Regions from separate parts of the Homo sapiens genome. Here region 1 is linked to region 2. A link is a loop called in an ENCODE intact Hi-C map of the cell type or tissue named here. Cell type or tissue: psoas muscle. All regions are shown on one strand. Each heading gives the region's core, and the rest is flanking DNA. Links, peaks and the distances in the headings are about the cores only.

Region 1 (4,392 bases), core at 114-4,113, 880 kb before region 2:
AGTACATATAGTTCCTTTTCCCAAAGTATGTATTAACAGCATACATTTAAAAAATAAAAATACCCCGTTTCAAACACATTAAAGTTTGTTCATAATTTGAGGAAACATCCTTTCACCTAAATAGAATTTAAGTTTCTAATTCCAATACTATGCTATCTTCTAGTTCAGATGTTCAAGCTAGTGTTTACGCCCAGGCAGTTTCTGGCACTAGAGATTAAGATAAAATTTATGCTATTTTCCGAGAGCTATGATCCTACTGCAAAAATTTAATTAGGAAATGGGCGGCCGCGCATGGTGGCTCACACCTGTAATCCCCCAGCACTTTGGGAGGCCGAGGGGGGCAGATCACCTGAGGTTGGGAGTTCGAGACCACCCTGACCCAACATGGAGAAACCCCGTCTCTACTAAAAATACAAAATTAGCTGGGTGTGGTAGCCTGTAATCCCACCTGCTCAGGAGGCTGAGGCAGGAGAATTGCTTGAACCCAGGAGGCGGAGGTTGCGGTGAGCCGGAGATCGCGCCATTGCACTCCAGCCCAGGCAAGAAGAGTGAAACTCCGTTTGTCATTAAGTGTTTCTCAGTTCTTCCTCTTCTCTATACTTGGAGATGACTTTAGCTACCATCCTTAATGTACCTAAAATCTGAATTTCTTAAATGGGGTCTAGCCCCACATTTCAAATCTTGACTCTATATTCTGCCTCAAAACAAATCAAAATCCAAATATGACATCATTCACTAGCCAAAAAAGGAACAATGTTTTCCTTCTGCATCATAACTTTGCTTTTGGTTATTTTTGACTCTAGAATGTGAACCCAGTGTAAACACTGACTACATATCCTGGCGGAATTGGGGTATAGTTGACCCCAATAGGTGGCAACTAATAAAGCAGGTGGTAGGACCAACTTCCCCAAGTTATACAAAATTTTGTTATTCTGCATGTATCTTGAGTCTCCACAAGAGGTTGGAGAAAAAGTTCGAAGTATTACTGACTTGTCCTTGTCCTTATCCTAGCAATTGGTCACTGATAACTTGGCGTTAACAATAGAACTGATGGTTTACAAAGGAACGGGCTTTTACTTACTTCCTTGGCATCATCTACATTTTCAAAATATACAAAGGCAAATCCTCTTGAACGCCTAGACTGCTGGTCATATACAATAGACACATCGGCAATGGGACCATATTTAGAGAACACTTCTCTTAGATCTCTTTCTGTGGTGTACAAGCTCAGCCCAAATACTCCAAGACAACAGTTAGGATCAGGATTTGCCTAGGGAAAAAAAAAAGTTTTAAACTTTGGAAAAGTTGTCATAAAATCAAAGTTGTTTAAAAAGGGAGCTGTATACTAGCCAAAATGTCACTAACAAGAAAAGTACATAATGATTAGACCAAACACTGCTTAGAAATTACAAAATTACAGCAAGTACTACAAGTATTTTTGGGAATGGGTAGGAAAGAATGCAAAAGAAAAAATTTCAACCTTAGAATTAAGTAGGTAAACAAGCACTCGTGCTGGCGAAAAGCAACTTGGCATCTTTCCTTCTATGAATTTATTCTAAGAAAAATTCACATATTCATAACATGACATACAAGGATAACTGGAACCACACTGTGTCTATCAGCTAGAAAAAATTGTAATGTTGACACACCTTCCATTCAATAGAATGCTCTGAATTGCCAAAAAGATGAGCATGTATGGTTCGATTTTTTCAGAAACACAATACACAAGTAAGTACATAAACGAAGCCTGAGGGGATGCGTACCAAACCATTTTACAGGTCATAAACAGCTTGCAATCGTAAGAAACAAGAGTTGGCCAGGCGCAGTGGCTCATGCTTGTAATCCAAACACTCTGGGAGGCCAAGGCTGGTGGACTGCTTGAAGCTCAGGAGTTTTGAGACTAGCCTGGGCAACACAGTGAGACCCCATGTCTCTACAAAAATATAACAAATTACTGGGTGTGGTGGCATGCCTCTAGTCCTAGCTACTCAGGAGGCTGAGGTGGGCGGATCGCTTAAGCCTGCAAGGTAGAAGCTGCAGTAAGCTGAGATTGCACCACTGCACTCCAGACTGGGCGACAGAGTGAGGCCCTGTCTCAAAAAAAGATGACAAGAGGAAAGAATAAAGAGTGAGCCATATGTTGCTAACATTCCAGATGCTGTGATGAATTTACCTAAAGATTCCATTTATTTCATAAACTAACAATTTACTAGGGAAAAATTCTACTCTACTCTAAAAACATTAAGTCCCCCCCTGCACCCTCCTCCTAAACCACTTGGATTATACAGTGAAATCACAATAAATATCATCTCATTTGAAGCCTTTCATGAAATGTAAAAAATGCCTTAACAACACCCAAAAGAAATTAGCTTCAAATTAAATGGGAAAGTCAGGAGAGCATCTAACTAGGTTTATGCAGCCTGGAAAGAGTTAATGTTAGCATAGAACTATATTTTGAACTAATGTACTAATACTATACTACAGTATAGTAATGCAGTCGGAAGTTTTTTTTTTTGATGGGCTAAGGAGTTACACCATTGTGTCAGTATTATGCTTAATTGACAGGCAGCCCAAATGCAGACCCCGTCATGGAAGATTAACTTAAAAGACTCTCTCAAAACACTAAAAAAGCCTCTGAAGATTTCACTCACGCACCAACTGCTAAAGCTCTATTGTCAAAATCAGCTCTAACTTTAAGAAAAAGTAAATTTAGGCAGTTGACTGCTTCAAAACCAGTTTTTCATCTTACCCGATTCCCAACATGACGCCTGCGAGTAGACATGGGAGAATGGCTGTGGCTGTGCCGTCTACGATAATCTCGACTGTAAGACCTGCTACGTGATCGTCTATGGGAGCGGGAGCGAGACCGTGACCGGGTATAATGCCTTCGGGAGCTTCTTCTGGATCTAGACCTGCAAGACAAAGACCTCCTAAGGTTATGACTGAAAACAAATATTGTCTTCTTTATTACTCTGTTCTAAAGTTAAACTCCAAAAGAGGGAACAATCCAGGAATATGCTAACATGGTTACCAATTTAGTAGGATCAATACTTTTCTTCTCTAATTATTTAGTCATTTCAACTTTGCTAGGAAGCGTTCTAAAAACCACAAGCTCTCCTCCAGTATTTCTTCCAATTAAAGACATATTACTTATCTTTTACAAATCAAGGCACGCAGCATTTTACTAGCTTGGCTTGTGCCCATCTTTCCCCCTCAGAAGACCATTCTCTACTTTTCTGTCTCCCATTATGCCCACCATTAATTTAATACAGTAACAAAATCACAAGGAGTATTCCCCAGCAGTTAAAAAAACAAAAAATTGAGTGGCTCTTGACTAACTAGAGTGACTCTAAATTGTCATCGAAACGAGGACACACATTTAAGAAAAGGGGTGCTGTTAATTATGCCTGACCACAGGCATAAATGGTATCGCCCCAGGCAAACCAGGATGTATATATAGCCTACTTTTGACCAACATTAAAAAAAAAAAAGCGCACCATATATATACTTATTTATCAAGAATTCTAATTACTGAAAGCCAATGTTCTGCAGTATATTTGCCATACTAGTAAGCAGTTTACTTACATTTAGTAAATCCTCACAACAACCCTGAAGAACTGGTACTGTATTACTAATTTGCCTTTTATAAAGAAGCTAAAGCTGAAAGGTTAATCTGCCCAAACCAGCAAAAATAGAAAACCCTGACTCCAAAAGCCCAGGCTCTTAACCGCTTTTAGTCTTGCCTCCCAGAACTTAAGTTCACTTCTAGTACCAATATTTAATAGGCCAACAAATAATCTAACCCTCTCTACCTTCCTGGTTTACAAAACACGCACCAATTTCAGAGCTAAGAGTAACGAGGAAATCTCAAGACAGTCTTTCTTACCTAGATTCAGATCGGGACCTGGACTTTGATCTGGAACGCCTGGAATCTTCCTTGGAGCGAGACCTTGCAGGGGTATGCCTTGCAGATTTCCCCGATCCGTGAGCACTTCCACTTCTGGAAGCAGAACGGGATTCCTACACGTAGATGTTAAAAGTTTAATTTGCACACTTTCTGGGCAACTTTAAAAACAAATAAGCTGCTGTGAGATAAATGGTGAGGGACAGCAATCCCCTTCCAAGATAAGAAAATATAGGTAAGGGCAGGAACTGAATATACCTGGTGTTAATAGTTTCATTGCTCCAAATGACATAAGTCAATTAACTTGTCCTTTCTTCCACCTTTTTGGAGCAGGGATAAGAGTTATTTGACCCCACTTCCTTCAGAAAGGGGTGCCAAAGTCAAGCAGTTAAGGGAACTGTCCAAGGACTGTGTTTCAGAATGTTACTCCATAAAGACTAGGGTGAGGCGGAACCTTATTAACTATGACACCTATACTTTATACCTAT
Region 2 (4,392 bases), core at 234-4,233:
TGAAACCCCGTCTCTACTAAAAATACAAAAAATTAGCCAGGTGTGGTGGTGGGCACCTGTAATCCCTACTATTTGGGAGGCTGAGGCAGGATAATCACCTGAACCCAGGAGGTGGAGGTTGCAGTGAGTCGAGACCATGCCACTGCACGCCAGCCTGGGCAACAGAGTGAGACTCCGTCTCAAAAATAGTAATAATAATAATAATACTTTCCACCTATTGTAATGAGAAGAAGGAGGAACAGATTACATATTTGGATTTAAGTAGAACTCCTGACCTAGTATTTATAGCCAGTTTACAGAAACTTTTGTTTTCTTCACTTCTGTATCCCAGCCCCTAAAATGGAAGCCTCTGCTTGTAGAGATCTCAGTTTATCTACAAAATAAGGGAGTTAAACTAGATTATTCTCAGGTAACTTTAGTTCCAGGGTTCTATGACTTATATAAGTGGGTGATTTTTTTTCAAAGACAACTTCTAAACAGAACAAAGCATTCCTCCATAAGTTAAAAAAAAAAAAAAGTGATCAGTACTGGTTAGAGAGATAATTTATGAATTATTTTAACAAAGACACAAGTGTTCTTACTATTTTTCCACCCAGGGAACGGGTTTGGCTTTCTTGTTCTCTCCGCTACTTCCCGCACTGGCAGCTACTCCTCGATCCTTGGTCAGCGGGGGTTTAGTACTGATGGATGTACCTTTAAGAAATGCTTGCATGGTACTTCACCCTGGTCAGGTGCAAGACAGAAAAAAAAAGCTTTTATTGAAACTTTTATTGCGAATCAGCACCATAGGAAAGCGGGGGTGGTGGTGGGGAACCATTATGAGAAAGTACAGCCCGAAAATAAACTTAGCCTTGTGCAAAGATGTTACATAATAAAGGACATCACCCCATGACCTAGGACACTCTGAATGCACTGTACTGAGGGCTACAAGAACAGAAAAGTGGTCAAAGTCCCTAACGAACTTAGAATCTATTTCTAGTGCAGGAGTTATAGAACAAAGATCATATGTCACAAAAATGTTTAATGAGTTCCAAATGCATTGATAAATATGATGTTGCTAATGACCAAACCACATGGGCCTCCATGGTTTCTTTCACAGTCATGGGCCTAGCTCTAGCTCAGACCCTGAAATGGACTCTTCGGCAATTAAAGGTGCTCTGCTTGCACCACAAATGAGAACCTTCACTCCTTTCCTTGGGTCAGAACTCAAAGACCTTTTTTTGTTGTTGTTGTTTTTGAGACAGGGTCTCACTCTTTTGCCTAGGATGGAGTGCAGTGGCGGAATCATGGTTCACTGCAGCCTTGACATCCCAGGCTCCTGTCATCTTCCCACTTCAGCCTCCCCAGTAGCTAGGACTACAGGTGCGTGCCACCACCCCCGGCTAATTTTTTAAATTTTTGGTAGAGACAGGGTTTCACCATGTTGCCTAGGCTGGTCTGGAACTCCTGGGCTCAAGTAATCCTCCTGCCCCGGCCTCCCAAAGTGCTGGGATTACAGGTGTGAGCCATCTCGCCTGGCCAGGGACCTATTTTCATGGCAGAGTCAATGCTTACCTACCTTCAGAGACTTTCTGTGGGGAAGGGAAGGTGGGGGACTCTGTTGTTAAAATAGAAACAGCTGTTTTTCTCATAACACACTCACTTGAAGAAATCAAAACAATGCATAAAAGCATGAGAGATTTAAAAAAGTAATACAAAATCCCACCCAGAAGGTAACTATTTCTAACATGCAGGTAAACATTCTTCCAGGCTGTTTTCAGGGATAAAAAGCATCATTAGCTCGCCTGAAAAGTCCCCGGTTAATTCTATTTTTTTCACTGCTACATGCCCTGGTGCCTAGAACAGTGCCTGGTACATGGTAGATGCTCCGTAATATTTGGTGAATGAATTACCATCTATGATACCCGGTTTCCTTTTCTGTTAAAGGAGCTAAGGCCTATTCCACAGGACAACTGAGTTAAATAAAAGAATGTATGCAAATACATAGTTCCTTGCTTGGCATATGGGGATATGCTCAATAAAATAAATTTTTAATATCTGTTAGCAGCCAAGGTTTTTATAACGTTACTGGATTAGTCCATCCCTGCCTCGGGCTGTTAAACATTAATACAGCCCAAAGCCGGGGCCTGCAAGATGCTGTCCGGAACCACCATTTCACCAAAGGGCGCGGCCAGGGCATGAAAGGGCCACTAGGCTGGGGCCCCGAAGGAGGTGGAAGACCTCACAAGGGGCATCAAGGGCAGGAGTGGGGAAGGCGAAGCGGGCTTGCAGTTCCTCCAGCAGGTTACCAGTTAGCCTGGCTTCTCGTGCAGGTCACCGCCGCCGGCTCGTTCCTCAGGTTTCCGCGATACAAAAAGGACGAGATGGTCTCGAAGTCTTAGCTCCGTCACCTAATCTGAGAATAACGGGCCCAGGAGACTTACGATCACTGATGTCCCCACAGTCGCCTCAGTTCCCGCCACGGAACGGCGGGCGAAAAGCAGGGCGGGAATACGCCGGTAGGAATACGCGGGCACGTAACGCGTCACTTCCGGTGCTGGGGCGCGCTGCTTGCGGAGGGAGTTTGCCCGTATACGGTTTTATTTAGGCAGGTGATGAGCCAGCCGGACTTTCAGGCAGAACTGGACTGGAACAGGCATGGCCTAGGAGGTGTCCCTGTCCCGGTGCATTGCTCCCACTTCAGACGTGAGCGCGACCCTCCCGGAAGGAGTAGAGGTCGCGCGGGCACGGCGCTGGGGCTGCTTACCTGGCAGGCTCAGCAATGAGGGCGGGGCGGCGGCGCGCGGGCCTCTGGAACCCTGCCGGTCCACCGAAGGTCCCGAGCCCGCTATCTTCGTAGGTGCGGGCCTCCGGAGGTGCAGGTCCCTGTCCTCCTTGTCCTGCTTCGTCGCAGAGCAGAACGCGTGTGCTTTAAGGGCAGAGACATCTGAAGATGCTTTGCCTTGCCCTCTTGAGGACACGTGGCTTTTACTTCTAATAGTGTCTGCGTGTTGTGGAGAGAGAAGACCATGCAGCTGTGGACATCTATTATAATTCCTGAGCCCCACTTAGAAATCTGGAAGTGAAGGCGTTCAATAAAAGTTAAAGGACTGATAATCATGTTTAGCCCCACCAAGCTTCATGCACAGTGGGCTAGGCTGGTGCCTGAGCCCACTGCTTTTATCTCTTCCAAGTACTTGGTTTAGCTCTGAAATGCTCCTTAATCCTATTGAAACCTGACCCTTCTCAAAGGCCACCTTCTCTACTGGTCTTTACTAATTACTAACCCATAAGGTTGTTCCGGGTCTTCTTCAAATGACTGTTTTGTTTGGCACAAACTCAGCATGATATCCATTGTTAACTTTGTACGTTTTTTTCATTTATCTTGCAACAAATGCTTACAGAATGTCCACGCACTGTGTTAGATGCCTGCAGATACAGCAGGGAAAACGCTCGAGATGCCCTCAAGTAGCTTTACAGACTAGGAGAGTGACAGACAATGTGATGTGTGGTTATGCAGAGGAAGTAGGGGGCTGTGAGAACTTACATCCCAGGCCTAACCCAATCAAGGGTTTAACCAAAGTAAGGATGCTTTATGCTACTTTGTAATTTCCACAGAGTCTGATACAATCTCTGGACAGTATAAAAAACACACAGGTTATCTATCTGGTCACCGGTTTACATTACCATAACTTATCAAACTGTATACTTAATGCTTGTATATTTTATTGTATGTAAATTATACCACAATACAGTTGATAAAACAAGATCTATGAAAATAGATGGTATCCATTTGCTACCTGAAGGAACAGCACAACCACAGAGAGGGGGATGTTATGATCTCATTTAACAGACAAGTTGGGCTGGGCACGGTGGCTCATGCCTGTAATCACAGCACTTTGGGAGGCCGAGGTGGGCGGATCACCTGAGGTCGGGAGTTCAAGACCAGCCTGGCCAACATGGTTAAACTCCATCTCTACAAAAATACAAAAATTAGCCAGGTATGATGGCAGGTGCCTGTAATCCCACCTACTTGGGAGGCTGAGGCAGGAGAATCGCTTGAACACGGTAGGTGGAGGTTGCAGTGAGCTGAGATCACGCCATTGCATTCCAGCCTGGTGACAGAGCGAGACTCCGTCTCAAAAACAAACAAACAAAAAAACAGACAAGCTGATGGATAAGTGGTCTTTGTCCATTTTGGCTGCTATGTTTATAAGCCATAGATTGGGTGGCTTATAAACATCATAAATTTATTTCTCACAGTTTTAGTGGCTGGGAAGTCCAAGATCAAGGCACCATAAGATTCAGTGGCTGGTGAGGGTTCACTCCCTCATTGACAGCTGTCTTACTGCTGTAACCTCACTTGGTGGAAAGGGCTAACTAGTTTTCTCCAGCCATCTCCTTTATGAAGGC

What was found. Peaks named below come from ENCODE experiments on the same cell type or tissue, not always from the same donor. Only the 100,000 strongest peaks of a DNase experiment are listed, where the experiment ranks them.
Region 1: it touches region 2 in a loop (4-fold over the local background); 3 of 110 quality-filtered maps call a loop at or near these places.

What each region holds. Positions count from the first base shown.
Region 1 is chr3:185,922,715-185,927,106 of GRCh38, forward strand. It overlaps TRA2B (transformer 2 beta homolog), which reads right to left. Exons shown (of 9, transcript NM_004593.3): 2 at 3,887-4,020; 3 at 2,750-2,912; 4 at 1,082-1,270. Among named protein-coding and RNA genes, the nearest start is that of TRA2B, 13 kb to the right of the region's middle. In psoas muscle, for the core only: no CTCF peak of the experiment used is centred there; no DNase peak of the experiment used is centred there; H3K4me3 peaks cover 1,234 bases; H3K27ac peaks cover 1,275 bases.
Region 2 is chr3:186,804,002-186,808,393 of GRCh38, forward strand. It overlaps RFC4 (replication factor C subunit 4), which reads right to left and starts at 2,481. Exons shown (of 11, transcript NM_002916.5): 1 at 2,289-2,481; 2 at 582-723. The coding sequence starts at 712. RefSeq lists enhancers at 2,037-2,648, 2,649-3,260. In psoas muscle, for the core only: no CTCF peak of the experiment used is centred there; a DNase peak (open chromatin) is centred at 2,520; H3K4me3 peaks cover 2,096 bases; H3K27ac peaks cover 1,483 bases.